Regions from separate parts of the Homo sapiens genome. Here region 2 is linked to region 1. Evidence: chromatin loops called from intact Hi-C (ENCODE). Cell type or tissue: gastrocnemius medialis. All regions are shown on one strand. Each heading gives the region's core, and the rest is flanking DNA. Links, peaks and the distances in the headings are about the cores only.

Region 1 (15,542 bases), core at 3,635-11,634:
TTCTCAGAAAGCAAGTTTTTTTTGTAGTTTTATCCAAAAAAATGCCCTTTTACCTTTGACTCTTCTCTCAAGATTCTTCTTGCTTTCCTTAACTAGGATCTGATGGCTCCTGAGAACCCACTTCCTTTGTGATCCTCTCAAGTGGAAGCAATTTGCTCTCTCTTTGCCCCTGAGACCTGAGTGCCAGGTCATCCTTCCTCTTCAGGTAGTTTTCTGACCACAGCCTTTCTATTAGCTGGACAAACATTTGCTTCTTTAAATCTCATGCAACCTGATGATGCCGCCTCTCCTCTCCTCTTAGTTGTCATCTACTCCACCTGTGTTACTACGGTGCACTCATAGGGGTCGCTGGAATCCATGCCAGTCTTCCTCATCACTACCATGCCTGCTATCTACTCGGCATCTTCCACATCCTCCTGAAAAACACATCTGACCACCTGACCTCTTCGTTCCTCGCCTCCTCATCTCCAGTGATGTTTATCTCTACTCCAAATTAGCCGTCATTCTAAACTTTGTCATCCTGGAAACTTAATCACTTCTAATTGACAAAATCATTGAGCACATTCTCTTGCCTCCATTTTCCGTCCTCCAACCAGGCTGGTTAAAAAGCCACAGTGCAGATGCCTGTCCTATCAGAACCTCCCGTCCGCTGACGAGTTCGCCACCTCATCCACCAGCCCTTCCTGCCAGCAGCTTCTTCCCTCTCCAACAGAGAGGCAGTAACTACTCTATTGCAATATTCAACGGAAGTTGCCCTTCAGCCTTTTAATTTTGATCATTGGGGAAAATCACAGCCCCAGAAGAAGTCGAGTGTTTCCTGTTCTCCATGTCTGTCTAATACCTGACAGTTGCTGGGAAAGACACACACTGGGCAGATGGTTACTATAAAAATGCATGGTACCCAACCTCATCAGCCTTTGAGAACTTCCCTTTATTCTGACCATAGCCCTATACTCACTTTGCTCTCACTCCACAATGACTGTTTTCAACCTTCTCCATTGACCTCAGCCTGACTTCCACTGGCCAGCATTCTCTCCAGAGGTTGACCTTGCTTCCCACCAGACAGAAGTTTTTTAAGAGTCATCACTCAGATACATCCTAAAATTCCTGCCTGTGACCCAACAGATTTTGCTGTATACCGACCCATCCTCTTCTTCCCTTCTGGTGATATGAAGAAAGTACTTCACCTGCTACACATACCAGGAAATTTATGACACTCTATTTTGTGTCGCAGTCCTTTCTCTTGTCGGATTTTTTATATTTTTGTGGAAATATGCCCCAGCATTTCCTATGTCACCCATGTACACACATGCCCATTGCACGGCACAGACAGGAATCCCAGCCGGACCCCAGTCCTTACAGTCACTCTCTTCTCTGCACAGCAAATCCTTGTAAAGAGATTTAACTATCGACTCTTTCCCCACTTCTTCACCATCCTTCTACTGCCAGTCTGTATTTCTTCCAATATCCATTCATTCCACATACAGCCGCCGAGTCCTCCCCGTGCCAGATCCTGCCTCATTTTCTGGGGCTACAGAAGTGAGCAGAGCAGGCAGACATGCCTTCTGTTCCAGTCGAGGGAACGGCCATCCATCCATGTTGCTTAGTCGGGTGTGTGTGTTTCCATGTCTGTTTCAGTTCAGTACAAGCCAAACAAACCCTGTAGCAAAGAGATTTCAGAATGTTGGGACTTAAATAGGAGAGATATTAGCCTCCCTTCTGGGATCCGGCCCACAGCTGAACAGTCCAGGCTGGTGTGGAAGCTCTGCTCCACCAGGTCATCCAGCAACCAAGGTTCCCTCCATCTTCTCGCTCTACCATCTTTTAGGGTGTGGTTCTTGTTTGCAGAGTTTAAACTGGGTCAGTTTCAAATTGGATATTCAGCCTTCAGAAAACAGAAAAGGAAGAAGTCTACGACAGTGGCTTCATCTTTATGGAGATTCCTTGGGAGTTCATCGATTCCCTCATATACCATTGATCTGAACCTAGCCCCATGGCTACACTTGACAGAATGGAGCTGGGAAATGTAGTCTCCATCTCCAGCCAGGTGGCTGCATGCCCAGGGGACATTCTGCCACAGTTCCAGCCTACTTGATTTGTGGTCAACTTCCGCTTTCATTTCTATTTCTTGGGTTGCACTATGGTTTATTTACAATGTGGGGATATCCTATAGCTTATATGAGTCTTTTTTTTAACTTTACCTTCTCCCTAGACAATATTATTTCCTCTGTAGCTGGTGTATTAGGGTTCACCAGAGAAACAAAACCGATAGGATATGTATCTATATCTATATTTGTATCCATACACACACACATATACACACATACAAATACACACACACACACACACACACATATATATACACACACAGATTTTATTGTAAGGAATTGGTTCGTACAACTATGGAGGCAGACAAGTCCAAAGATCTGTGCAGTTGGCAGGCTGAAGTCCCAGAAGGGCCCATGGTGTAAGTTCTAGTCTGAGTCCAAAAGCCTGAAAACCAGGAGAGCCAATGGTATAGTTTGAGAGCTGGAAGGCTCAAAACCCAGGAAGAGCTGGTGTTTCAGGTTGAGTCCAAAGGCAGAAAAAGATTGCTGCCCCAGCTCAAGGTGGCCAGGCGGGAAGGGGTCCCTCTCACTTGTGGGGGAGTTGGCTTTTCTGTTCTGTCCTTTCACTGATTGGGTGAGACCCACCCACATTGGAGAGGGCATCTGCTTGACTCCATTCACCAATTTAAATGTTCGTCTCCTCCCAGAATACCCTCACGGACACATTCATAATAACCCTGACCAGTATCTGGGCACCGTGCAGCCCTGTCAAGTTGACGTAGAAAATGGACCGTTTCAGCTGATAAACATTTGCTCGGTTAAGGAAAAATGGGGGAGGAACTGTTTTAATGGATGGTTCAGGGGCAATGATTTGAGCTGTGGATATGTTCACTGAGTTTCCTGGGGAATATTAGAATAAAGGTTTCTACCAGAGAGTGGAGATATTAGTCTGAAGCTCAGAAGGTAAGTCCAGGATAGAGATAAACTTGGAGAAATCATCTGAATACAAATGATGCATTTCCATCTACCTATTCAGGTTTCCGATGAGCATCTCCCATCTCTCATTTCTGATCACCCCCGTATTGATTCAGTCCGCACCCAGCTGATAGACTACCACCCAGATCTCACGTGGGGCTGCTTCTCCCCACAGCCTAAGTGCAGGAGACATCCTGCTGTTTCCTGGAGAGCTGCTAATCCCACTCCGGCTCTTCCCCATATCAGAGTCAGTTGCTGTGCAGCCTAAAACGGCCGTCCCCAACCTTTTTGACATCAGGGACCGGTTTCGTGGAAGACAATGTTTCCGTGGAAGAGGGGGGAGTGCAGGGAGGGAAAATGTTTGGGGATGAAGCTGTTCCACCTCAGATCATCAGCCATTGGATTCTCATAAGGAGTGTGCAACCTGGATTCCCGCATGCGCAGTTCACAGTAGGGTTCCAGCTCCTATGAGAATCTAGTGCTCCTGTGAGAATCTAGTGCTCCTATGAGAATTTAGTGCTCCTATGAGAATCCAGTGCTCCTGTGAGAATCCAGTGCTCCTGTGAGAATCCAGTGCTCCTATGAGAATCCAGTGCTCCTGTGAGAATCCAGTGCTCCTATGAGAATCCAGTGCTCCTGTGAGAATCCAGTGCTCCTGTGAGAATCCAGTGCTCCTAGGAGAATCCAGTGCTCCTAGGAGAATCCAGTGCTCCTAGGAGAATCTAGTTCTGTTGCTGATCTGACAGGAGGCAGAGCTCAGGCTAGAGAGGTAACACTCGCTTGCCTGCTACTCACCTCCTGCTGTGCGGCCTGGTTCCTACAAGCCATGGACCTGTACCAGTCTGAGGCCTGAGGATTGGGAACCCAGTCTAACAGACATAATCAGAAAAATACATTCTTCTAATTAAAACCCTGCAAGACCCTCACTGCACTTAGGATAAAACCTAAACATGTTAACAAGAGCTTACCCCATTTTCTGGCCAGTTCTGGCCATGTACGTCTCTGTGGGTCTCCTCAATGACACTGCGCTTTTCTCTGGCTCCGGGTTTGCTCCTGGGGGTTGTTCTGTTTGTGTTGTGTTTGTTTTGCCATTGGGTATTCTTCAAGCGGGCTGCTCTGCACACTTCTCTTTGCCTAGAGAATCTGGACCCACCTTTTGAGTTTCAGAGTTAGTGACCTTTTCTCAGAGAGGATGTTCCTGTCTCTCCAACCTGGGTTCAAGTCTTCCTGAGTCCATTCGCATAGCAACTCACTGCACAGCAGCCATATCAACTGTATTCATAGATTTGTCTATGTCGTTATTTGCTTAGTGACATTTTCTCCACCGGAATATTAGCTCCTTGGTGGCCAGGATAGCATCTCTCTTCCTCACCACTGTGTTTCCAGAGCTGATCCCATAGCCTAAGTGATTAATATCTATTTATTGAATAAATGGATATTACAAGCAGACTTATGTAAGCAAATAGCATATGGATCACATTGGTATCTAAAACCCAGCTGGGAGGAATGGTAAATACATTAGATGATGAAACGGCAAGCATGCTCAATCAATATTTCTTAAATGAATGAATTACTCTCTTTCTCTCTCAACGTGGAAAGATGCAGTAAGGGCTCAGGTCATTCAGATAATTATGCTTTGTGGTATGTTTCCCACCAACAACAGTAGATTCGACTAGAGGCACAGAATCACTCTAGCAGAATGCGAGTGATATTTAAAGCTACGGGAAGGTAAAGGGTTCTCACCATGTAGGGAGAGGTTCGCATCAGCTTCCTGGATCCTGCAATTGCGACTTTGGAATGCAGTGCCCCTGCCCAGTTACCAGGTGGTCAGAGCCTCAAAAAGTGTTAGACGAACTCTTCTGGGCCAGGCTTTGTTCTTCGCAGTTTCAGACATTTTTTTATCCTGGACGTTACTAGAAATCTCTCCACAATTTAGTTAAGGAATCAAGAATCACTGGAGTAGTGACTTTATTGTATTGGAAGACCGTGAATGGAGAGATGGGTGAACAGAAAGAGACTACAGAGTCTTCTAAACAATATGGGATGTTCCCAGCAAGTTCACCTAAAGGAGGAGAAGTGCCAGCCAGGCCGTCCAACTCCCGCTCCTCTGTGGCCCAGGTGAGTGCTTCAACAGGAAATAAAGCAGCCGGTTCCTGTGTTGGTCAAGTGATCTGCCAAGTGAAATTCCTTCTCAAGTCTCTGGGTATCCACATGGCAAAGAACCTCCGTGTGTGGGAGGCAGAGAGCATGTGGGCCATCCAGCCCTTTGGAGATATAAGGGCAGCGAGCCCCAGTCATAAAGAGGTTCGCCATCGTCTTGTCAAAAATGACTCATAAATTCCTGATGAGCTGCAATGTCACACAATGCACAATAGAGACATTCTATCAATTTTGTCATTTAACAGAATGGCGAGAACTATCGTTAAGGGAGAAAGGAATTTCTTTGAGGTAGGGGACAGAGGGATGTCTAAGGAAGAGGTGAGGTTCTGGCCTTCACCAGCAAACCACAGGAGTAACCTGTGCCTAAGGGGTGTGTCTAAGCTTGGTGAGTGGAACTTGTTTTTTATGAGTTACTTTTATTTTTGTGGCCTTTCTCCCTCAAATTGCTGACTCCAATTAAGCTGTTGTTTGGGAAAGCCCAGGACAAAAACCTAGTGGACACGGCTAGAGTTTCAAATTGGTGGCACACTGTATTCACAAGGATGCAAACGACATCATGTTAAATTGCGGGGGAGGGGGATATTAATGGTGCAGACTTTCTAAAAAACTGCTGGAGACATTTTATGAACAAATTGAGTGTACCCTCGATCTCCCTGGCCACAGACCAGGCGAGAGATCCTGGCTAAGTGGACTTGGAGCAGTCCACAAATATGGAACAGGGAGTCCTCCTGGGGCTTTGCGATGGAGGCGCAGGACCCTGAGTGCACGGCTGAGACGCTCCTTTTTTCCATTTCTTTAGTAGAGGCCCTGCTGATGTGCAAGGAAACCAGAGTTTTAAACTTACAAAAATAGAATCTCCAGAAAAGACACATAACTAAGGATATTAAAAACAACAAGAATCACTTCCGCGTGTTTAGCAGCTTGATCTGCAGCCTTCTCAGGAGTGGAGAAGGTCCCAGAACATCTGGATTTCACAGGCAGTGATAGGAGGCAAAATCCAATCGCTGCAGCACCTCCTGCGAGCTGCGGTGCCAGGTGCTCCTTCTGATTTAGGCTGGAGACAGGCAGACTTGCAAGGGAACAGGTGGTCAATTTCGCTAAACTTGCCACCCAACGGAAAGAGTAGCCCTATATTAAGCACTTGACTCTGAGGTGTTGGACTGAGTCAGTTACTAAAAGTGACATTGTCATATCCTTGCTGCAATCAACTGCCTCTTGCCCTCTCCTGAGTTTCGGATGATCCCGAGTGACAATTAGCCTGAATGTTTACATACTCCCGTGGAGGTTTGCTCTCTGAAATGTGGAGGAGTGAGATGCTCCATGCTTGAAGAGAAAGACAGTGTGGCTCCCTGGCCAAAATCGTCATCATTTCTAACTTAGGCGACATGCTCTCTCTCCTCCGCCAAGCCTTCTCTAAGTTCTATGGGATATTGTTAGTAAGTACCCTTGTTTACCTTGTTAAAAAGCACTTTGGAGCCTGCCGTGTTGTTTGGTTTTGTTTTTAAGATGGTTCCTGATCCGCTCTGGAAGCCAAACAGGCCAGTTAGTTATTATTTGGCATAATAACGGATGACATTTGTAACTTTTTTTTCCTTATTTCTTAATATTTTACTTAATATGCAGCTTAGAGTAGGTTTTTTTAGCATCCAATTTTCTCATGTTTTCTGTCCTTGTTTATTCTACTTTATTCTACTTTGTTCCTATGTATCTTTAAACTTTGGCTTGCAAAAGTTTCCTGCTCAGCAGAGCGTCTGCTCTCTGTCCAGTGTTATTCTGTCTTGTCCTTGAGTTTGCCATGGCTGGGTTTCCATCGTCCATCTCTGCACACGCTGGTCCCTGGGTTCGACAGAACACTTTTCTCACAGCATCTTCTTCTTGGGCATATATTCAGTAGGGGGCGATTTTAGTTTATAGCTTGAGCAGAGGTAGGAGGATAAGCGCTGTTTGCTTCTTTTATTTTTTTCTGACTACTTCTTTCCTTACTTTTCTTTTCTCTCTATCGCCTCACTTTATCCCTTTTACTCTTCTGTTCTTCCCTTATTTTATCTTCCCAAGACAACAAATCTTGACAGGGGACACTTGTGGGAGGTGGAGAACCCACACGTCCACTTCTCTGCTTCTTCCTCTTCCATGTCATTTAATTTTAATGCACGCTTGTGAATCTGCAGTTCTTTCCCCCAACACAGGACGCCCTGACCTGTAACTAACTCCAGAGGGAGGGAGGATTTCAGCTGATGGGTGACTGCTCCTGGGACACGGGGAATAGCTGCCCAGGAGCCTGTGGCCTGTGTGGCTTCCTCCCGGCCTCACGTGCTTCTTGAGCTCTCATTCTGGTCTTTGTTTTCTTTTGCTGGCATTTCAATTTCTCATTTCCTTTCCCCGTGTAAGGGTATAGAAGATGGATAAATAGATAATTACATAAATGCCTGCAATCTAGTTAGCATTGTTCTTTTGTAACATGCTTTTGCCTCAAACCAAAGGAGCCTCCACTCCTTTTGAAGATGAAATATTTAGATAGGGGCCTTAGAAAATGTCACATATGTCATGGCACGCATGGTACTAATGGTGGGGTGCAGGTAAGTCGTGTCAAAATGTGGAGTAAAGTTAAGAACACATCACGGAGAGGGTCGGAGCTCCCTGGACTCTGAGGGAGGAGGGCTTCTAACAGGGCAGCAGGGGAGGCCCGGGCTGAGCACAGTACCCTGAAAACCGGGAGGTGAGATGCGCTTGTGTGCAGGAGAGAGAGCCAGGAGCAGGGGAACAGAGAGCTTGGCGGGGAAGGTGTCGGGCGCCTGGGGCAGGGAGTGACACACGAGAAGAGTTATTTTGGGAATAGCCTGGCAGGTCTCAGGCTGGACTGGAGTGGAGAGAGATTAAAAGCAGGAAATCGTTTTGAAGGTTGTTATAGCATGAGTGAGTCATAAGATGAGGAGGGCCTAACCTGGCATGCGGGCCGTGAAAACAGAGAAGGAAAGAATCCAAGGAACTCCTGAGGTCAAGTCCTGGCAGCACTCTTAGTGGAGGCTAGAACCCGGGGCCGTAATTTTCAGGGCAATCAGATGGCAGAGTCAGGTATAAAAGGAGAAGCAACATTATGACAGAGCGCAGGTCTCCCGGCATGAGTTGGCAACGCTTGAATCTTCTAGAACCTACAGTTTTTCATTTTCTATTTTCGTTATGGTTTAAAACCATCAAGAATATATTATATGGACTGTGTGCTGTTGATTATTATGCTGTTTACTGTTGATGATCACATTAATTATTTATTTAATGCTTTCATGTAATTAATGTCCTTTATAAAACATTATAATCAAGATGGCATGCCACAGAGTAAGCCCTGTAAACACCTGTCCACAGCATGCCTGTTCAGGGTCTCCGTGGTCAGAGATTTCCCCTGAGAAAAAATGAGAATTCTAAGACTTGCCACAGTGCAGGGGCAGTGTTTGCTAAGTAGATGGTGTACGTCCGTTTTATAGCTGAGGAAACTGAGGCTTATCTAGCGGAAGGGACTTTGAGGAGTGCAACCCAGGGAGTCTCACTGTGGACCTGCAGAGCTGAGCCCCCGTCCCCTCCTGCCCCCAGGGAGCGGATGTGTCCTCATCCACAGAGAGGAAAACCAAGGCTCACGGAGCTGCATCGAGGTGTCAGAGGACGCCTGGAGTTCCGACGCGTGTCTTCGAGCTCATAGAGGGAGTTCTTCTCCCTTTGAAGAATCCCGAGAACTGTGTAAAGCTGTTTGGCACCTTGAGACATAATTCTAGCCACGCAGGTGGCTCAGACTGTCTGATCTTGTGATAGACACTTGATGGGAATCCTGTTGCCTTTCTGTGCTGACATGTCTGTATTTCCGTATTGCCTCTGGGGCTAGGATGCTCTGTCAAGGAATAGACCAGTTTAGCCCTGATGGTGTGGAATGAACAGGTCTCAGTGGTGGCCCTCAAGGACTCACTCTGGATGTAAGGACAGCTTGACACTCCCCTCCCAGAGCAGTGGATTTATGTGAAAAAGCTGTGGGAGAAAAGACCCCGTCACCCCAATGCTGGGTGCTCACGTCAGACTGGTGGGTTGTGATGTGGTCCCAAAGCAGCCTCACACTTCACCCTCCTCCCTCCACCCCTCAGCTTGGTCCTTCCCCTGACAGGCCACCTCCAGGGCTCCCAGAGCCCCTCACCCAATCCCTAGACCGGAGCCATGCGGTGGGATTGCGGGACCGTGCAGCTCTGCCACCTCCTTGGGGAGGGAACGCAGTGTGGACTCCTTGGCCACAGCAGCAGGACCAGAGGCCTCCTGGTGAGGTGGGTGGGCCTCAGCTTTGCTTCCTGCCACTTGGCCTGAGGGCCGAATATTAAAACTTTCATGTGGCTTTCTCTGGTCCTGGTGTCCTCGGTGTGTGCACAGAGCCTTGCAGAGCAGAACCCTCATGGGCACAGAGCTGCTTCCACCAGTGCTGTCTTCACTCAGCTACAGTTGGATGGTTTTGTTCAGGGACACCAAACTTTTGCCTATGAAATAGGGGGACATTTATTAAAATGCCCGAGGCTTCAAACAGCTGTCTGAGATGCCTGCACTCAGTCTCCCACACCTGTCCCACTAGGTCCCCCTGGCCTGCCTGGGGGGTATCACCTCTGACCACAGGGCCAGCAGAGCCCAACACCTACGAATCCAGTGGGGAGAAGCAGATTCCAGGATCCCCTGGAGGTTCTAAAAATCGGAACTGGCCATGCTCAGTTTAACCAACACTTTCCTCGGGATCCTTACTTATTTTTTCATTCAATTAAATATTTATTGTTTGTTCCACTGTGGTCATGTCTACTCTTTTCCTTGTATCACGTTGGGAAGCCACGCACACATATCCGTGGCAGGTGCCTGTGTGCAGAGAGTTCTGCTAACGCTGCAGGAGTGCCTTGGGATGCTACCTTCATCCCGGGCTCCTGGCCTTGAGTTCATCTTGGTGTCAATTCAGACACGAGTTCTGTTTTTGGGACAGGAAACCAGTCTTCTCTGCAGGGGTAAAGAAGTGGTGTAAATCCACATGGAAACATGGTGCTCGGCACTGAGAAAGCGAGGGCTTTGGTAGGGGAGCGCTTTTGGCGCAGCCTCCAGGCACAGGGCGGCCAGAGCCCTGCTCACCTGGGCGAGTGGGGAGGACCTGCTCAGGGCTGGCCTTCGGCAGGAGGTTCCCCTTGTACTCAGGGAGTTTCCTTTGTTTTCGGGGATGCTATTAAAGTTAGCCCTGAAGCAAGGGTGGATTTCTTTCCACTCCACTGAAATCTCTTGCTCTGCATTCAGGCTGTGCATGGTGAGGGCATTCTAACTTTGTTGCATGTAATAATTCACTTAGTCCTTGTAATTTTTTAGGAGCACAATTACGATCTCATTTTGCAGATGAGGAAACTGAGACAGGAGATGGCCCCACATGGGTTCATGTGGACATGAAGGTGTGGAAAGAGGGCTCCCAGGCTGCCCCCATGCGGGGTTTCTGTTGTTTGGCTAACCTTAGGCACGTCCTAGCCCCTAAGCACAACTGCGGTTTCAACGCTGTCTGTTGCCAGCCTCACGCTGACGCTGTCGCTCTCGCCTTCCCGCCCCCTACCTGGGGATCATGTCACCTCCTCATGGTGACACTGTGTGCCCCTCTCCTAGCCACCTGCTTCTTACCCTTTCATCCTCCAAACCCAGTGATTTTGTTTTACCCCACGGTTCTGCTCATTGCTAGGGGGCACACGTGGCCCTGCTTAATCACTTGGTCCTGACTTGTGAACCCAGCCACCCGTGGCCAGCTCCCTCTGCAGCTGCACTGGAGGTAAAAATGTGCCCCTGGCAAGGCCGGGGATGAGCAGAGGGGGCCGGGCAGGTGGGACACGAGTGGGAAATTGAGGTTGAGGACCCTGGCGGGGGCCCTGTGCAGTGTCCCAGTGGCAAAGCTTGTGTCTTTTTCAAGTTCCCCCTCAAAGATCCACCACACACGAGCTTTAGTGAGCCAGGGAGACACCCAGAGACCTCGGAGGCAGGCAGAGCAGACAAAAGAGCACCCCAGCTGCTCCACAGTGAACCTGGAAGCCCTGCCAGCTCCTTCGCCTTCCAGAGACCCGTCAGGGCCTCCCAACCCCACATACCCCTCCCACCCTGAGGTCTGCGGCCCTGTCTCCCTCCTCCTGCCTTTTGAATACTCACTCCATCTCCTCCCAGCCAATCCCTGTCCCGCTGTGTCATGCAGAGCAGCCCAGCTCTGTCCCTGCTCCTTCCCAAGCAGGCTCCCCCGTCCTGTGAATAGAACCCCCTCCCCAGTGGTGGTCTGGGGGCCTTTGTCTCATTGCCCATATCTTCCAGGTCTCACTCCTACCGCAGGGGGCTTAGAAGCATTCTTTGGACCACACATAACCCAAGATTGATTCTGGTAAAGGCAATTTTGCATCTCTGTGCACACGCATTGAGCAAATCCTGATAACGCTCCACACAGAGCCGCCGACGCAATGCTGCGCTTCATTTAAACGTGCCCAACTTAAATTTGTTTGAACGTTCTGTTTGCTCTTCAGCACAGAAAATCAAAGTTCAATAAGCCACATCTGAGCAAATTAAAATGACTGGATTCCTGCAATTCAAATAATTCAGTAAACCATCTTAATAGAAAAATAAATAGAGTGGAGTCAGCTGGCTCCCAATAGTTGAATTCTTCAGTCAACAATTTTCCCTCCAAACCACCTCTTCCTTTTCTTTAGCTTCTGGGTGAAAAACCCCGCTGGCCTCTACTGGTGTCCCCCTGCCCCCACTAGAACAGCAACAAGGCCACGCTCACAGGCAGGGAGGTGCCACTGTTGTTCTTTCAATAGTGAATATATACACAGCACCATGGACACTCAGTAATGGTGCCTTGTGCTATCAAGGCATGTGCGTGTCCAGTGCAGACTACAGCTGTGTGTTCCTCATTTGAAATTTGGGTCTAATGATCCCCTGCCCTGTGACCTTGTCAGGGTCAACGAAGCGAGGCAGGTATCGCACCTGCCATGGCTCCTGGCACGCAGGAGGAACTCTGCCCGCGGTGGCTGCTGTTGCAATGATCACAATGCTGCTACTCCCCACAGAGACCGTGGAGGCAGTTGCTGGGGCATTGCTGTCTGTGTCTGGATCTCCACGGCCCAGGCAGAGTCGCAGGTGTCCGTGAAGGCAGGGCAGATGCCTTGGTTGGCTTGTGTCTTCATATGGCTATCTCAATAGCATGGAGAATGGGCGCAGACAGAGCTGCCCTCTGCCCTGCACCCAGTCAGTCCCTCCGGACTTGTACTCGATCCTATTCTCCCCTCACCCCTGTTCTTTCTCCTTCAAACCTCGGGTGAAGGAAGTGGTGGTGCTGTCCTGGATTTGTGGCCACACTGTAATTGGCACATGTTAATCCACCAGGTATGCACAGAGCTCCTACCATGGGTGCTGCTGTGAGTGCTCTCGGCTTGGTGCAGGAAACAGCTCCTGAACAGGTCCTCAAAACATAGCACAGTTAAAAGCAGTGACATAGGTACCATGGAGATACAGGCATGGACCCAGCTCAGCCGGGGAGCAAGGCAGCTTCCCAGAGGAAGCCAGGAGGCTGAAGCATGAGCAGAAGTGAGCCAGTGAGGGGTGGAGAATTCGGGGCAGAGAGAGAAGGAAAGCTAAGCCACATGGGCTGCAGGATCAGATGCACTGATGGGCTGGGGCCTGTCAGCAGAAGCCACATGGCCTTGGGTGCAGAGCATGTGTGCTGGCTCCAGAGTATCTGGGAGGTGCTGGTTTGGCATCAGAGGTTTCAGAAGTTCACACCAACCTGCTTGGATTTCAGGGCTTGTTCTGGGTCATTTCACCTCCCTGCATACAAAAAAGCAGAAAAGTTGCTCAGGAGCCCACCAGGTGACATGGAGATAACCCTGGGCCAGAGGGTCCCACAGTAGGAGAGGTCGGGTTGCTTTGCACGGTCTCCACACATCCTTGTTCCCAGTGACAAATCCTCATGCCTGGTGCCCGATATGCACCCTGACTCCTGTTCCTGGCGGCAGGACTCAGCAGGACCGACCTTACATGAGCATAGGATGGCCCTTAGGTCAATGCTGTCCTGATCTCTTCCCATCTCTGTGGGGTAGAACTGGTGTCACTGCCAAATAAGATTCTCGATCCTTCCGTAGGTGTCTGGAAAGGCACCTGGCTTATCCCAGTCATTCGTTCTCATTAGCCCTAAGACCTGAGGCTGTGAATGTAAAGACCTCACAGCTCCTTCGTCTCAGCCCCTTCGTTCGCCCTCTGTCCCCCTCCCTCCTAGGGCATGGGCCCATCGTCCATCACCATGGTGCATTGTCTGCGGGATCACTCGATGGTAGGAGTTAAAAGCAGTGATGTAGATACCATGGAGATAGAGGCACAGACCCAGCTTAGCCGGGGAGCAAGGCAGCAAGGAGGTGGTAGGAGATGTGGTGGGAGAAAGGGCACCAAGTACCTGGCTGTGTGAACCCAGCTTGAACCTCAGTCCTACAAGGCTCTTTGCCATAAGAAACGTGATGCCCATAGAATTGTCGTGAGGGTGAAGAGTGGTGGTGCACGGGGAGGAATTCTTTCAAAAGCTGGGATGCAGTGGGAGCTCAGGAAGAGTCTATGGATTTGAATCCAAGATCTTCCCTAATCCTAGGGAATGAAACTGTACTCCAACAACTCTCAAAGATGCATGGCTATGAATCCATCAGTTCACCTCCATGAAACTAGGGCAGAAAGAAAGTCAGAGGTCTGGGATCCTTGGACTCTTGTCCCGAGTGTCTGAGGGAGGACAAGTGGGATGGACAGTGATAGAAATGGCCAACAGATCATTTTAACCATTGCCCTTCTCAGCCTCTGTCCTCCCAGCCTGCACACACACCCCACACTCCATCAGGGTCCTGCCTGAGCTTTCCTCGGCCTCTGTCCTTCCAGCCTGCACACACACCCCACACTCCATCAGGGTCCTGCCTGAGCTTTCCTCGGCCTCTGTCCTCCCAGCCTGCATACACACTCCACACTCCATCAGGGTCCTGCCTGAGCTTTCCTCGGCCTCTGTCCCCGCAGCCTGCACACCCACCCATACTCCATCAGGGTCATGTCTGAGCTTCCTTGTAGTGCTGAGCTCCGCCCACTGGATGGGGACTTCGAGGTTGGGGTGCTTCCATGGAAGCCGGTTGGCCCTTGCAGGGCTCTGGAGCTACCATCCCGCAGTGACATCTCCCTCTTCCTGCAAGGGCCTCCCTGCAGTGTGGCTCCCAGTACCACGCTCTCTCAAGTAAGGATAGCCTCTTTTAGCTCCTCCTCTGGCACAATGTTTCTTGTTGCTTTTCAGATTTGTAAGACATTCTCTTATTATAAATTGGAAAGAAGGAGAAAGGGCATTTAATTATTAAAAAGTAGGTTCAGAATTTTTCTTAGAAAACAAATCAAGTTGTTCAGGGGGAAGGGTGATAAATGTTCAAGTTGGGAGGTAAAAGCGATGTAGGCTGGAGGTGAGGCTTTCGGGGATGGAGCTGCACTGTGGATACATCCAACGGCATCTGCCGGATTCCTGGGGCCTCTGGGGCAGAGCAGAGGAGGGCAGAGAGCAGGGTGAAGGCTTGAGGATGACTGCACCCGGTGAGACCCCACCTTTGGTCTCTGGTCTTCCTGGTGATGCAGGACAGGTGAGCCTCAAATTGGGGCTTAGCCTTCAAAGGGTCTTGGCTTCACCCAGGAGAGAATTCAAGAGCAAGCAGACGGTAGGGTGGAAGAAAACAGCTGTGTTGAAGCAGCAGTGTTACAGCTCTGTGACTGCTCCTGCAGAGCAGAGTTACCTGCTAGGCAGAAAGTAGCAGCTCAGGGCAGGCCTGCAGTCATATTTATACGCACTTTAAATTACATGTAGATTAAGGGGCAGTTTATGCAGAAATTTCTAGGAAAAGGGCAGTAACTTTTGGGTTGTGGGGTCATTGCTATGAAAAGGGGCGGTAATGCCTGGGGGTTGCCATGGCAATAGTAAACAGACATGGCACACTGATGGGTACATCCCCTGACCTCCGTCCCTGTGTTAGCAGGGTCTCAGTTTGGTCCAGTATCTGAACCCTGCCTCCAGAGTCAAGTCCCGTCTCCTACCTCACTGGGGAGGTTGGGCCCTGTTTTCTGATCTCTGTCCCCAGCTACATCTAGATGACAACACCTCCTTATAGACTCCTCCAGTTATCTTGGGTTCCTACAAGAGCGTGTCTGGGATAGGGTCCAAGATGAACTCCTGCACGGTAGCCCCTTGCTGCTGCCTGGTGAGCTCTGGGTCCTGAGAAGGGAAGGGGAGGTGCCGTGGCTGTTGTAGGCCTGCCTGGGGGCTGGAACCTTAGGGACCACAGC
Region 2 (15,542 bases), core at 4,983-12,982, 120 kb after region 1:
CACAATCACAGATAGAAATGACCAGATTGGGGTATACTGAGTTTCCTTAACATCTGGAGAGCTGCTGAGTATCCCCAGAATGCCCAGGCATTTTTCATTTATTAATTGTGATGTCATGACATAACTGGCCTAATAGAGCTATAAAAAGTGTTGTAAGATGTAAATGTTGACATTTAGAGTGTCCCTGTCATCACTGAGTATGGTCATGCTGTTACTACAAATAAGGGATGGAATGTTAATGGACTCAATTGTATCCCTCCATGTTCACATTTGGAAGCTCCAACCCCCAGTGTGATTCTATGTGGAGAAAGGGCCTGTAAGGAAGTAATGAAGGTGAAGTGAGGTCCTAAGCCTGGGGCCCTGATTCGATGGGAGTAGTGTCCTCAGAGGAAGAGGAAGAGAGACCAGAGCTCTTGCTCCACCACGAAAGGGCGCTGCAAGAAGCAGCTGCCTGTGAGCCAGGAATTGGGCCCTCACCAGGACCAAATGGCTGGCACCTTGGTCTTGGACTTCCAGCTTCCAGAACTATGGGAAATAAATGTCTGTTTTGTAAGCCACCCAATCCATAGTACTTTGTTATGGCAGCTCAGGCAGACTAAGAAAGGAGCAAAACACACCAAGGCATTTTAAATTTATTAACCTTGTTTCGTTGCACACCTGGCCTACCAGAGCTATAAAATACATTTTAAGATGCGCCTTTTTGTTGACCCTTAGAGGGTCACTATCACTATGGGGTAAGGTGATGAAATTACTTGAGCTAAAGCAACTGTGTTGACTGTGTTTTGCTCTAACCTATGTTACCATTAGATAGAACCCATGGAAGTAAAATGCTGTAGAAAAACGTGAGAACCAGCCAGTTTGCACATTTCTTCCTGTGGCATAGTACTTCCTTTGGCGTGATGCCTCCTGGACTGAAACAAGCCAAGTGAGATACGTCTTCTGCCATCCAGAGGAGAAAGCCACAGTCTTGTGAGTCTTGTCTCTTTTGGCCATTGGCGCTTTAATAAGCACTCAGGAATTCAGTGGGCTTAGCTTCGGTTTTTAATGACAAACTGTCACGTGAAGACATTTATCAGGAGCGTCTCTCCTTTGTCACCTCTGGACAGTGGGTGGGGAACCCTGGTGTAGACATGACTTCCGCAGTGTTTCAGCACGGCCTGGCCAGAGCTCAGAGAAGGTGCGCAGGATGCTTAAGCTCTCCACCACCAGCTGCTTCTTCCCATTGGTTTTCGCCTCTGTGCTTTGAAGTTGCTCAACAATTTAATCACCAAGACTCACAGGAGGCAAAGTGGAGGGAGCCGTTTCCGCAGATCACAGCGACAGTGCTGTGGTTTGCCCCAAGAAGGCCGTGATCTCTGGTGCAAGTCCTACAGGGTGCAGAGTGCTAGACCCTAGGGTGAGCTGGACATCAGGGCCTTGGATGAGGCAGTGTGCTTTCTAAACAAGCAAGAATTCAGCACTTTTAGCTCACAAGTAGCAATTTGGTTGTTTCTAGGATCTAATTATGTGTAATATGATACCTTGAAAAGTATGCGAATGCGAGTAAAACTTACCAAACTGCTTTGTCTTTATTAGAATTGATATTGAAATAATTATCGTGTATATGCTTCAAGTCTGTTTATCCCAAGTGAATTATGAATAAAAGCAGTCAACGACCAAGTCAAGACAAAGTGAGTGAATTTTAAAGTAGGAGAAAATGTGGAAGGTAAAAAATATAGTGAGTTATTTTTCTTAAATCTTCAAATTATTATCCACATCAAGTTACCAAAAATATTTAAGTTTTAAAACCAACCTATTATACTGCTTTATTCCATAGCTTTTATTATTCAAGAGGTTTTTTTGTGTTTTGTTTTTTCTTCCTCTGCACATTGGATGCATAATAGCAATTCTTACATAAGAACCCCTAAAAGAAGTTCTTTCAAAGCGTTCTGGCTTTTTCAGTCAAGATGGAAATCATATCTAACCTCTTGAATAATGGAAATTTTATTACTGCCCATTTTTTGGCACTTTTTCTGTGGAGAAAATAAATGCCATTTCATTTTCCAAAATAAGATGTATGCATCTATGTTATGAATTTGATAAAAATTCATTGCATACTATAAAACTTGTGATTTATGAAAAATCTCTCAGAGCTCCATGCTACATTTCAGTTGTGGAATGTAATTTGTGATCGTAAAATGGCTGCATATTCATCTCCGCCCAACTAATGAGGTCATGGTGGTGAGCAGCTGTGAACAGTCAGCGTGATGGGTTAGTATATGGTCATTTAACACATGTTCACTCTCCCAAGAAGTTTGGTTTTGTTGAACACATTCATGGTCAAATGAAAAGGCTTTATTTCAAAAAGTGCATGCCACCGGAAGCCAGCTCAACAGTTCAGATCTCCATGGACGGCTCAGCGGCTTTCAGTGGCCACTGTGCTCACCCTCTCTGTGCCCTCCTGCTCACCCCACCTGCCCATGGGCATCTCACCCCATCTCACCTCTCCCTGTGCCCTCCTGCCCAGCCCACCTGCCCAGTGGGCGTCCCACCCCATCTCACCTCTCCCTGGGCCCTCCTGCCCAGCCCACCTGCCCAGTGGGCGTCCCACCCCATCTCATCTCTCCCTGGGCCCTCCTGCCCAGCCCACCTGCCCAGTGGACGTCCCACCCCATCTCACCTCTCCCTGTGCCCTCCTGCCCAGCCCACCTGCCCAGTGGGCGTCCCACCCTATCTCACCCTCTCCCTGTGCCCTCCTGCCCAGCCCACCTGCCCAGTGGGCATTCCACCCCATCCCGCCCTCTCCCCGTGCCCTCCTGCCCAGCCCACCTGCCGAGTGGGCGTCCCACCCCATCTCACCCTCTTCCTGTGCCCTCCTGCCCAGCCCACCTGCCCAGTGGGCATTCCACCCCATCCGGCCCTCTCCCCGTGCCCTCCTGCCCAGCGGGTGTTCCCTCCCCATCTCGCCCAGGGTGGGTCTTCATTTGAAGTGGTGATTTCCAAGGGCTTTCAAATCTAAACTAGTCTGTTTCTGGGTATAATTCTCTGTCATTCAAATAGAAAGTGAATATAAGGAAAATGGACACAGCGAAATACCCACCCACTGCCCCGCATACTCGAAGCCGGCCTCTCGGTGGCCTCAACAGGCTGCCATGCCTGGTCCTTGGGTTTGTGGAAAATGCCGAACCCACCTGAGCACTTGGACATCAAGTCCCTCAGGACAGTGGAGCGTAGGAGAAGGAAGGGCTGAGCGGGGCGTCAGTTCCCTCCCTGAGAAGCAAAGCACTTTGACCTGCGCATCCAGGTGGGTGTAGAGAGGCCTAGGCCCCAGAAGGCGCTGGAGCCCAGGTGCTGTCGGCATTCTCCGCATAGGCCCTGAGGGGAAGGTTTTGTCATGAGAAAGGCTGATGCTGTCAAAAGCAGAGTGGATGTTTGAGTGGATTTTCACATAAAGAATCATAGACAATATGTATGTGCAATATTAAATTCCTCAGCCCTGGCCAGACACAGTGGCTCAAGCCTATAAACCCAGCCCTTTGGGAGGCCGAGGCGGGCAGATCATCTGAGGTCAGGAGTTCGAGACCAGCCTGGCAAAACCCCTATCTACTAAAAATTACAAAAATTAGCTGGGCGTGGTGGTGTGTCTGTAGTCCCAGCTACTTGGGAAGCTGAGGCAGGAGAATCGCTTGAACCTGGGAGGCAGAGGTTGCAGTGAGCCGAGATTGCGCCACTGCATTCCAGCCTGGGCAACAGAATGAGACTTCGTCTCAAAAAAAGAAAAGAAAAGAAAAGAAAAATTCCTCAGCCCTTTTTCTGTTCATTAGAAATCATTCCTGTGGGTTTTGTGTCTTTAACCACTTAAAGATTTAATGTCCTCCCTTTCCTCCGCCCCCTACGCATGAAAATCCAGTCCGTGTCCAATCGGGTCTGGTTCCCCCAGGGACACAAGGCACACTGGGCTCATTGGGACTTCTGGTCTCATCCGTCCTCACTGGGGACCCACTGAGGGGGTCAGGGGTTGGGGGTGGGGTAGACTGAAAATCAGGTCTTTTTGCTTAGTTTGATCACATACAATGACAGGCATGGACTGGGTACAATCCAGAGCAAGCTTGTCCAACCCGTGGCCCAGGGGCTTTGAATGTCGCCCAACACAAATTTGTAAACTTTCTTAAAACATTATGAGGTTTATGCACTCACCTTTCTTTTCTTAAAGCTCATCAGCTATCATGAGTGTTAGCGGATTTTATGTGTGGCCCAAGACAATGCTGCTTCTTCCAGGGTGGCCCAGGGAAGCCAAAAGACTGGACACCTCTGAAGTTTCCTTCAGACCTTTGGATATGCACGGGACTATGGCTGAAGTCAGGGTGTGTTGGCACAGTGGGTTTGAGGCTACGCTCCAGGCTTAGTGGACACCTGTTCTACCTTTGCCGGCCCTCAGGTCCCTGAGAGCCATCGGGTGACTGTGTCACTTGGGCCCTTTCCTCTCCAGCTTTTCACAGTGTGTCCTGTGTGAGTCAGCCTGAGACTGGAAGTTCAGTGGGCACATAAGGGAGGACCTCCCTGATCATTAGAACCAAGGGGCAGGCCCGGGGGCCCAAAGCCCACTGTGATGGGGGCAACAACTCCAGAACCTCCGGGCTGAGTCATAGAAAGACGGCCCTTTAAGCATGTTCAATGCTGAACTTGATGAAGTGCCGTGATTCTAAAGGTCGCAGTTAGGAAGGTGTTGTCACTATGCATTCCCTATTCTTTTTGGCTGGGATAACAGAGGAACTATCCTCAGATTATTTAGTTGTCTTTTTTTTCTTCTCAAAACAGTATGTGAGTTATTTGCATAATCATAAAAGAGGACTATTTAAGAGGTCCATTCTTTAGAGATAAAATTTCAATAATGTGATCTTTAGATCTTAGAAAAAGGAAAATGTAGAAAATGTCAAATCGTGAAATTTAGCGACATTAAATACCACAACACTGGTCTTCTTCTGCCAAAGGAGCGGTTGACACTTTTCACAGGCTGCTTCCTTCTTGTAACATGACACATGGCGTTTCCTAATGGCCTGAATCTTGAATACACCAGTTTCATGGTGACGTAGGATGTTCATCTTCTCCAAAAACAATTTTGTGCTTGGAAACATTTTTTATTTAACATTTTTCTCCAAATTTTGTTTAAATATAACCCACTTGTAACTAGCCAGTGTAACAATGTATCTTTAATAATTGCAGTAGAATTGCCACCACCGAAACCTCTGGAAGCATGACATTCTTGCATACATTTCTTCCTCCCCAGATGGCCTGTGGGCGACAGGCCAGCACCACTCCAGGAAGGGCCCGAGCAGCCAAGAATTCTGTAGCATTCTGTACAGAATGCAGGTCGCACCTGTTGGGCCCATCTCAACCTGGATTTTATTATAACTTCAAATTTTATAATAACATGACATTTTATCATAATGGCACTCAAAAAAAGCTGAATGCAGAAAATAGAATACAACTATAGATTGTTTTCTAAACAGCATAAACGGATACTTGTCTAAGATCACAAACCCCTTTGGCAGATACGGCCAGGCGGTGGCTCGGGGCTGTCTTGACTGACACGCCTTCTCATTCCGGCTTGTTTTTCATGATCCACTGATCCTCCGTTTTCCATGCTGCTCGACATCAGACTTACTGTTTCCTTCTAACCTGGGCCTTCTCACTAAATGTGAAATATAGAATGCAGAGGCTTTTTGGTCTCTCTGAGTGCAGTTGAGTCAAGGTGGGTTTTAAATGCAGAATCTCATAAACTGCGTTTCTAAGCTGTGACGTTCCTGTCCCTCACATATCTCTGCACAGATCCCATCAATATCCTGGGCCAATTGACACTTTTCTCTGTGTAGAAAATGCACGAGGCGCATGGTGGAAGACCTCGGAGCTGAGCCCAGACACTCTGATTGAGTAGGCCTGCTCCAGCACAGTGATCCTGGCACGGTGACTCCTGTGAGCAGCCCTGCTGGTCCAGACACTGCTGTCACCTGAGGATCAGGTTTACAAAACCTCGCTCTCTAGATTGGAGCATGCTGGCCAGGATTAGTTTTTAAGCCATCATTTGTTAAAGAAAGAGCTGTGTTATTGTCATCAGTAGTATCTGTGGGATGCTTGCTTTCTTCTGCATTATTTAACACTGTTAAACTTCACAGCCCTAAGGCCAAAGCACTCATCTCTGCTTTGCAAAAGTGAACAGCAAAGTGCCGGAGGGCTAAGGTGCTTGCCCCTGGTCACCCAGCTCCTACATAATGATGCCCGGACCCAAATCCCACCTGTTCACCTCCAGCATTGAGGCCTCTTAACTGCTCCTACTATCCCACTACTTCCTAGGGCCACCCAATTATAAGCTCAAGGACAGTACATGTAGGTGTGCAGCAGCAGGACAGCCCCCAGTCCAGGGCACAGATGGAGGAGTCTACGGCACGTGGCTTCTGAGGGAAGGAACACGTTGCCCAGCATCTTGAGGGTCAGGAAACCTGGGTTCCAATCCTGTTGTATTAGTCTGTTTTCATGCTCCTGATAAAGACATCCCCAAGACTGGGAAGAAAAAGAGGTTTAATTGGACTTACAGTTCCTCATGGCTGGGGAGGCCTCAGAATCATGGCAGGAGGCAAAAAACATTTCTTATATGGTGGCAGCAAGAGAAAATGAGAAAGAAGCAAAAGCGGAAACCCCTGATAAACCCATCAGATCTCCTGAGACATATTCACTATCATGAGAACAGTATGTGGGAAACTGCCCCCATGATTCAAATTATCTCCCATCAGGTCCCTCTCCCAACACAAGGGAATTATGGCAGTACAATTCAAGATGAGATTTGGATGGAGATGCAGAACCAAACTATATCATTCCGCCCAGGCCCCTCCAAATTTCATGTCCTCACATTTCAAAACCAATCATGCCTTCACAGCAGTCCCCCAAAGTCTTAACTTATTTCAGCATTAACCCAAAAGTCCACAGTTCAAAGTCTCATCTGAGACAAGGCAAGTCCCTTCCATCTATGAGCCTGAAAAATGAAAAGCAAGCTAGTTACTTCCTAGATACAATGGGGGTACAGTTATTGTTCCAAAGGGGAGAAATTGGCCAAAACAAAGGGGTTATAGGGCCCATGCAAGTCCAAAATCCAGTGGGGCAGTCAAACTTTAGAGCTCCAAAATGATCTCCATTGACTCCACATCTCACTTCCGGGTCATGCTGATGCAAGAGGTGGGTTCCCATGGTCTTGGGCAGCTCCACCCCTGTGGCTTTGCAGGGTACAGCCTCCTTCTCAGCTGCTTTCATGGGCTGGTGTTGAGTGTCTGAGGCTTTTCCAGGCACACAGTGCAAGCTGTCGTTGGATCTACCATTCTGGGGTCTGGAGGATGGTGGCCTTCTTCTCACAGCTCCACCAGGCAGTGCCACAGTAAGGACTCTGTGTGGGGGTTCCAACCCCACATTTCCCTTCTGCACTGCCCTGGCAGAGGTTCTCCATGAGGGCCCCGCCCCTGCAGCAAACTTTTGCCTGGGCATCCAGGCGTTTTCCATACATCTTCTGCAATCTAGGTGGTTTCAGAACCCCCAGTTCTTGACTTCTGTGCACTCACAGGCTCAACACCACATGGAAGCTGCCAAGGCTTAGGGCTTCCACCCTCTGAAGCAACAGCCCGAGCTGTACCTTGGCCCCTTTTAGTCACAGCTGGAGTGGCTGAGATGCAGGGCACCAAGTCCCTAGGCTGCACACAGCTCTGGGACCCTGGACCCAGCCCAGGAAACCATTTTCTCCTAGGCCTCCAGGCCTGCAATGGGAGGGGATGCCATGAAGACCTCTGACATGCCCTGGAGACATTTTCCCCATTGTCTCGGGGATTAACATTCAACTTCTCATTACTTATGCAAATTTCCTCAACCGGCTTGAATTTCCCCTCAGAAAATGGGTTTTTCTTTCCTATCACATTGTCAGGCTGCAAATTTTCTGAACCTTTATGCTTTGCTTCCTTTATAAAACTGAATGCCTTCAACAGCACCCAAGTCACCTCTTGAATGCTTTGTTGCTTAGAAAGTTCTTCCGCCAGATACCTGAACTCATCTCTCTTAAGTTCACACTTCCACAAATCTCTAGGGCAGGGGCAAAATGCTGCCCAGTCTCTGTGCTAAAACATAGTAAGAGTCACCTTTGCTCCAGTTCCCAACAAGTTCCTCATCTCCATCTGAGACCACCTCAGTCTGAACTTTATTGTCTACGTCATTATCAGCATTTTGGTCAAAGCCATTCAGCAAGTCTCTAGGAAGTTCCAAACTTTCCCACGTTTTCCTGTCTTCTTCTGAGCCCTTCAGACTGTTCCAGCCTCTGCCTGTTACCAAGTTCCAAAGTCACTTCCACATTTTCGTGTATGTTTTCAGCAATGCCTTACTCTACTGGTACCAATTTACTGTATTAGTCCATTTTCATGCTGCTGATAAAGACATATCCAAGACTGGGAAGAAAGGGAGGTTTAATTGGACTTACAGTTCCACATGGCTGGGGAGGCCTCAGAATCATGGCAGGAGGTGTAAGGTACTTCTTACATGGTGGTGGCAAGAGATAATGAGAAAGAAGCAAAGGCAGAAGCCCCTGATAAACCCATCACATCTCCTGAGACTTACTCACTATCACGAGAATAGCAAGGGGGAAACCACCTCTATGATTCAAATTATCTCCCACCAGGTCCCTCCTACAACACATGGGAATTATGGGAGTACAATTCAAGATGAGATTTGGGTGGGGACACAGAACCAAACCATATCACCTATTTTGCTTTATTTGGGACCTCAAGTCATTCATTCTCATCTTTGGAATTTTTTTTTCATGTGAAATGAATAGATTGCTATCTTGGTGAGCTCCTTTACACCTGAAAATTTTATTCTTCCAAACCAATCCATGGAGGAAATTCTGTGTTTAGAGAGATGGTTCCCATTGATAAAGAGGCAGTGGACCCATTAGTGTCCTTCCATTCAGCTCAGTGGGAGGTGTTGTTCTGAGGTCTTAACTCTCCTGAGGTAAAACGTTTAATAATGAAAGCATGTAAAAAAGGAAAGAAAAATCATTATACTTCTGTGAAGTTAAAATGTTGAAATATTTTCAGATGTAGAGAGAATAAACAAAAAGCAACACCAAACCCATCTGCTCATCAGTGGATCGTCATTTAAAATAGAAGCTGGCTTTTTTCCCTTCTGGAAAGCCTCACACGATAAACACAATGAACCGGAAATGAGCAACCTTGGATTTCATAGTGCTTCCATCTTGGCAAAAGGTGCCCTCTCGTGCTCGATTTGGCAGGTCTGGACTCCAGCAAAAGCCAGCGCTGAAAATAGTTCTCCGTACACTTCTGAGCGCTCCCCCGTACTCCCTGAGCCCGGATCACACATAGCCTCGTGTTATGCTTCTGACTTTTGAATGCAAAGACAAAAAAATCACATGAATCATTGTAGTTATTCAAAGTTTTTATGTGTTGAAAATCTTTCCTCCAATGTGCTCTGAGAAGTTGTATGGCGTTCGTAAACAAAAGCTGTGTTAAAAGAGCCAGGCGTTTTGCATGTCTAGTTTTGTTGGTGGCTGTGCCTATCATGGTTGGGGCAGTCAGTTTCTTCTGCCAGATACCTGAAATTATCTGGGAGCAGTGGGGCAGACCAGGGAAATTTTTAAATTATTTGTTCCATCTTTCTCGATTTGTTCATTTAAAATCATTCTTATCTGTTGACAAAAGTAGATCCTTGGTAGCTCTTCCTGGTGGTTCTTGGTGTCTTACTAAGTCTACTCTATTTGTAGGTAATACAAGTTTCATTTATATAGAACCTAGTCAGATATTTTACTGCTTCAGAAAGTCCCGCTTTTCAAGCTACCTGATGAATTAACCTGGTTTTTCTGCAATCATTTGTATGTTTCCTGTTTCCATCTTACTCCTATCTTTATATAACTTTTTATTTAAAATACTCTTGCAGAACTTAAAATAGAACTACCACACCAATTCCATTACTGGGTATATATCCAAAGGAAAATAAATCATTCTACCAAAAAGACACATGCACTTGTATTTTCACTGCAACAACGTTCACAATAGCACAGACGTGGAATCAACTTAGGTGCTCATTAATGGTGGATTGGACAAAGAAAATGTGGTACATATACGTGATAGAATACTACACAGCCATAAAAAGAATGAAATCATGTCCTTTGCAGCCACATCTGTGCAGCTGGAGGTCATTATCCCAAGCAAATTAATTCAGGGACAGAAAACCAAATGCATGTTCTCACTTAAAACTGGAAGCTCAGCATTGAATACACATGGACATAAAGATGGGAACAACAGACGCTGGGGGCTGCTGGGGAGGAGGGAAGGAGGGGCATGTGAACTTAAAAACTACCTACTGGGTACTGTGCTCAGTACCCGGGTGACGGGGCCACCCATACCCCAGGCCACAGCGTCATGCAATAGACCCACGTAACAAACCTGCACATGGACCTCCTGAATCCAGAATGTTTTTTTAAAGAATTTAAAAAATTAAAAAACCCTCTTGCACCTGGCCTCGGTCAGCACGCCAGGACTCAGGATAAGAGCAAGGAGTGGTGCCATTGCCCTCTGTGTGCTGTAGAGAGAGAATGACCACGGCAGGGCCTGAGTGTGTCTTGAGTGGACCGCGTAGAGATGGTTTATTGTGAGCTGTTAGGACTGAGAGTCCTTTTAAAGATCCTGCGTGGCTGCTCTTTGTGGGTCGGCGTTCCCTTTGAAATGGATTTGCTGCATCTGACACACCTTCACATGCGTGAGGAGCTCTTTCTTCTCTCTGAATGCTCTATTAACTATTTAAAAGTTCTCTCTAACTTTTTTCAAAACTGGGAAGTTCCATCTCTAACTTTTTTCAAAACTGGGAAGTTCCCAGACTGTTTCACCACGCAGCCAATGGACTCGAGGCTGCAAGCTTATGCCACCAGGCTCTGGAAGAGAACCTCGGTGTTTACGGTCACGACCCTGGCAGTCAATGGGAGTAAGTGCAGCAAAGGCCGGTGAGGCCGGAGCCACAGAGTCAGTGTGACAAAACCCATGGGGCTTTGCAGTGGCGAGCTCACTTTGTAAAAAGTCAGCTGCAGCCTGACCCAGGGGCACATTCTGCAGGGAGGCACCTGGATGCCTTCCTCAGCAGGAATTTATTCCTGGGTTTGCTGTTGATCTGTACTTTACATAGACAGCAGTACGTCTTCCTGCATCAGAACACGTGCGCTGGGTCTTCTGTCCTTTACGTAGAAAAAGATAAAAATCCCCCTGCAGACCCTGCCATCCTCTTCAACCTAGGTGCAGCAGTGGACCCTCTGTTTTCCCTGAGTTTGCACGAGGGTGCTGCCCGTCCCTGAATGTGCTTCATAACACGAGGTTCTGGAAGCTCTAACCAGAGGTGGTGAGCGCCTGCCCTGATGGAGTGCCCTTCTCGTGACAGGGCAGAGGAGCTGGATTTGTGCAGGGTCAGTGTTGTCTTTGAAATGGACTTTCTGCATCTGATGTGGCTTCCCACAGACCAAAGATCTCACCCTCCTGCCCTCCCTGCACCGGGCCATCCCTCCTGTCAGTGAAGGAGGGCTCCCGAGAGCTTCTGGGCACCCCGGGAACCCCAGGCACACTGTCCTCATGGTGTGGGGTGGGGCTGGGCATGCAGAGGAGCCTCTCCTTTCTCTTCCTTTCCTGTGCTCCGCTCCCTCTGACCACGCAGGGGCTCCCTGGGCCCAACCTCATGAGCTGCATTCCTGCATTTCCCCTGTTTTCTTCTTCAGCAGGCAGGGGTAGACCCGAACGTGCAGATTCAAGGGGAGCAGAGGACGTGGGAGCTGCTCTGTCTCACACCCTGCATGAGGGTAGAGACACGTGTGCCGTTGCTAGTGACGCGGGCTCCGTGTGGGCTATGTTCCTCTTTGCTTGTGTCCCCCAAGGACCCTCAGTGAGGGGTCACAGGCAGGAGGAAAGGGGGCCTTGCTGGTCCAGGTTCAGCCACCCTGGTCCCCTATCCCCAGGCCATATGACCAGTGGAGCGTGGAGGAGCTGTAAGCCCATAACTAGGGCTCTGCCACAGGGCAACAGGCAGGGAAAGCAGCCGGCAATGAGAGCTATGTGAGAACATCATCCTAGAGTCCTCAGGAGGGTTACTGTGAGGAAAGAGCTAAATACGTCACCAGCCACTTGTGTGGTTTCTGCAGAAATTGACAAAAGTAAACATCCCTTGGCTTAGCCAGCCTGAGAGGCCACCAGCCACCTTCCTAAACCAATATCTGTTTATTAGTGTTTGTTTTATAACATGCTTTCACTCTTTTCTTAGAATTAGTAATCGTTCATGTTTATGTTGGAAGTTTGAAATCGTTTCATTCTTCTTCTCAATATTTATTGGGTAGCTAATATATGGAAGACATTGTATCAGATATTCCAATTAGAGAACTGGAAAGAAAATTAGAATCCCTAATCAATCCCACCACTCAGATACACATATTTAATATCTGGGGACATTTTGGTTCTTTCTTGAATTTATATCTATGTAGGAGTTTTGCTATAAAATTAATAAAATTCTGAACATAGAATTTTGTGTTTAAAATGAAACTGAGTATTATAGTGTATGTTCTCGTGTTATTAAATATTATGAATGCATTTTATTTTATATATAATATTCTGTTGTTTGCCTTTATTAAGACAATATAGAAGATGTAAGGGTTTTATTCCCCCCACTGTTCTTCACTATAAATAATGCCAACATGGCACGTTTACACAGAAGTATTTGTCCCTGGCTCTGATTTTTTTCCAAAAATTCTAAAAAGGAAGTCAGTTGTTTCAAGATTATGATTTTTGATACAAATGCACCAGATTGCTTTCCAGAGGCCGTTCAAGCTGCGCTCACACTGGCATTTGTCAGCAAGTCGTCACCACGCTCAACGTGGCAAATGTTAGATATTTTTATTCTCAACATTTTAATTAACTAGATAGGCAAAAAAAAAAAAAAGTCTCTCACCTATCTAATTTTATTTCTTTGATTACTAATGAGACTACTTTAAAGAATATATTTCTTGGATTTTAAATTTCCCCCCATGTAACTGTGCATTTCATTCCTTTGACCACTGTTTATTTTGGAGTGCTAGAACGCGCATGTGCGTGCATTCATGCACACACACGCCCAAGCACACACTATTTTGTGGTTCTCAATATTTTCTGTTTGTCATTGGCTTTTTCATTTTGCTTACGAGCTTTTAAAGTTCAGACGTTTTTGTGTAGCTAAATCATTGTCTTTCTGCTGTTGCTTTTAGGGTGAGTTCTTTGCTGTTCGGGAAGCAGCAACCTCTTTGCTGGTCTTTCTTCTAGTTCTCTGTGTTGTGTGTGTCAGCGTTTAACCTTAAGCCGATAGAAGATGTTTTGGTATCTGATGGCAACTGGAGAAGGACTCGATTTTTCACCTGATGAATTTCATGGCAGTTTCCCCGGTATCCCTTATGGGTTGGTCCCGCGCTTACTGTTTCCTGTGTGGAGTGCTTCGGTCTCCCAGGCCTGCTGGGCATGCGGGGCCGGCCTCATCGGTCCTGGGGTGCGTCCTCACCGCACTGTTGTGACAGTGCAGATTCACAGCATGGTTTAGCATCTGGCAGTGCGACTTCTCTCTCACGCCTTTATTTTCCCAGAATTCCTATGCTATTCTTTATTATTTCGTGTAAAGTTTAGAAAAAGTTTGCCATTTTTAAATTCCTAAAAAGGCCTCTTAAAATTTGGATTTAAACTGGGTTAAACACTATTACAGTGAAGAGAATTAACATACTCAGTCTTCCCAGCCTACCTGTCTACTTATTCAGATCTACCTTTGTGTCTCTGTAATGTTTCCCTTTGCTTTTCTGTATACCCTTTAGTTGTTATTTTTAATATTTTAATATTCACTATTAAATATTTAGGAGTAAATCTTTGAATGTTGTCTGGTTTCCCTGTGGCACTCACTGTCATGCTAATTTTGATTTATAAGCATGGAATTTATGTGTGTATTTCTTTTTGTATCTAAACCCTGTATTATTAGATCTGCTGTATTTATTTTAGTTTATGCTGAATATACAAGCATACTGCCTTAGAGCTATATTTGTAGTTCTTATTTCTATTTCTGTGCTTACTTCATTTGCTGAAATGTCCAAGAGTTTTAAGTATTGGTGGCAATTTCTTATATCCTAAGTTTAAGGGTTTTTGTTTTTGCAGGTGAAACACATGAAACAGAAATCAATGCGTTGTCATTGGTGACCCTAACATCTGACTGTGGGGAGTGGGTGCAGCTGTCAGAAACAGCTTCGGGGCATGCAGGACAGTGGAAGGGGAGCCAGGGCCCATTGCTGACCCATCTTGTGCCTCTCTTTGAGGAGGCGGTGACTGCCCATGTTTCTCCATACCGGGGTGCTGCCATTTTTCAGTGCTGCTCCCCGAGGGTCTGGAGCTATGGCAGGAAGCTCCTGGGTCTGAGACCACGTAGTTGCTGTTACACCCTTGGGGTTGCTGCAAGAGGTGACAGGTACTCAGTAGGCTTCTTTTGTGGGAACGTGTCCCTTTGTCACCCTCATACTGGACAGCCTCTCCCTTGGATTTATATGTGTGACTTGCTGAACTTTCTTTCAAGTGATAATTGTCTAGACAGTACTTTAGTTCAGAGTTTTAAGACCTGCAAAGTGAAAATAAGACATCTCTTCTGTGAATCTTGTGATCCTCAGCGCAATGGCAGGGGTTGAAAGTACAGAGTGAGGCTTTTCTCCTGGGACTGTAGAATTGGGATGTAAGTTTCAGTGCTGGCCAGCAGTCCTGAAGGACGAGGGGAAGACGCTTTGCAAGGAATCGGCACCAAGTCAGTACAGGGAGATGTCCTATTCCCGAGGGGGGTGTCCTTTGAGAAGTGTTCTGCCATCCTTGCTGTCCCGAATCACCGTGCAGAGTAAGTATAGTTCCCAGAGGGATCACAAGGACACAGAAGTCCACAGCTCCCAAGGTGACCTTGTCTGTGGTCCGTGCAGCAGCCTACGATGTGGCCCCTGCCCATAGAGGAGTCCTGGGAGTGACCAGAAAGACCCCTCATGAGAGCAGGTCCAGGGAGAAGGCAAGAGGGTGGTGAGAATGCCTGGCCTGGAGATTTCCAGGGCGGCCCCAGCAGGGACCCAGCGAGGGCAGAGGCATCCGATGACAGGCCAGGGCCTTTCCCAAACCACCCAGAAGGTTCTTCTACAGAAAGAGACACATACCATGCAAACATCTGAGATGCTGCAAGGGAGCCGAATGAAATGGGAGTAAACATCACTTGGAAAGCGGCCAGGGCAGGAACAGCGCTAACCTCACGTGACGCCCAGCCCTCGGTGCCTCCCTGTGGAGAGGTCGCTCAGAAGAAAACCCGCCATGGAAGACGGGAGGAGCAGAATGGGCCAAACCAGGGCCAGTCTCAAGGCCCCTGCGGGGTCTCAGCCCCTGTGGGTTGAAGATTGTGCCAGTCCTTGGGGAGGAATCCAATGGAAAGGGAATAATTATACGGGACATGCTTGTGTCTGT

What was found. A loop is a pair of places that touch in the nucleus more often than their neighbours do. Peaks named below come from ENCODE experiments on the same cell type or tissue, not always from the same donor. Only the 100,000 strongest peaks of a DNase experiment are listed, where the experiment ranks them.
Region 2: a loop joins it to region 1, with 10 times the contacts of the local background. A loop is called at or near these places in 2 of 110 quality-filtered maps.

The regions. Positions count from the first base shown.
Region 1 is chr6:166,683,870-166,699,411 of GRCh38, reverse strand. It overlaps a transcript of RPS6KA2 not described here and the pseudogene IGF2BP3P1. Among named protein-coding and RNA genes, the nearest start is that of RPS6KA2, 64 kb to the right of the region's middle. RefSeq lists enhancers at 4,650-5,849, 8,959-9,627. In gastrocnemius medialis, for the core only: CTCF peaks have their summits at 7,131 and 7,348; DNase peaks (open chromatin) are centred at 6,281, 7,441 and 8,031; H3K4me3 peaks cover 1,847 bases; H3K27ac peaks cover 3,951 bases.
Region 2 is chr6:166,569,126-166,584,667 of GRCh38, reverse strand. All of the region lies in intron 1 of RPS6KA2 (ribosomal protein S6 kinase A2), which reads left to right. It overlaps RAMACL (RNA guanine-7 methyltransferase activating subunit like), which reads left to right. Exons shown (of 1, transcript NM_001395999.1): 1 at 1-1,659. Among named protein-coding and RNA genes, the nearest start is that of RAMACL, 9.8 kb to the left of the region's middle. RefSeq lists enhancers at 3,004-3,824, 3,905-4,405, 4,406-4,906, 11,494-12,383. In gastrocnemius medialis, for the core only: no CTCF peak of the experiment used is centred there; a DNase peak (open chromatin) is centred at 9,307; H3K27ac peaks cover 3,704 bases.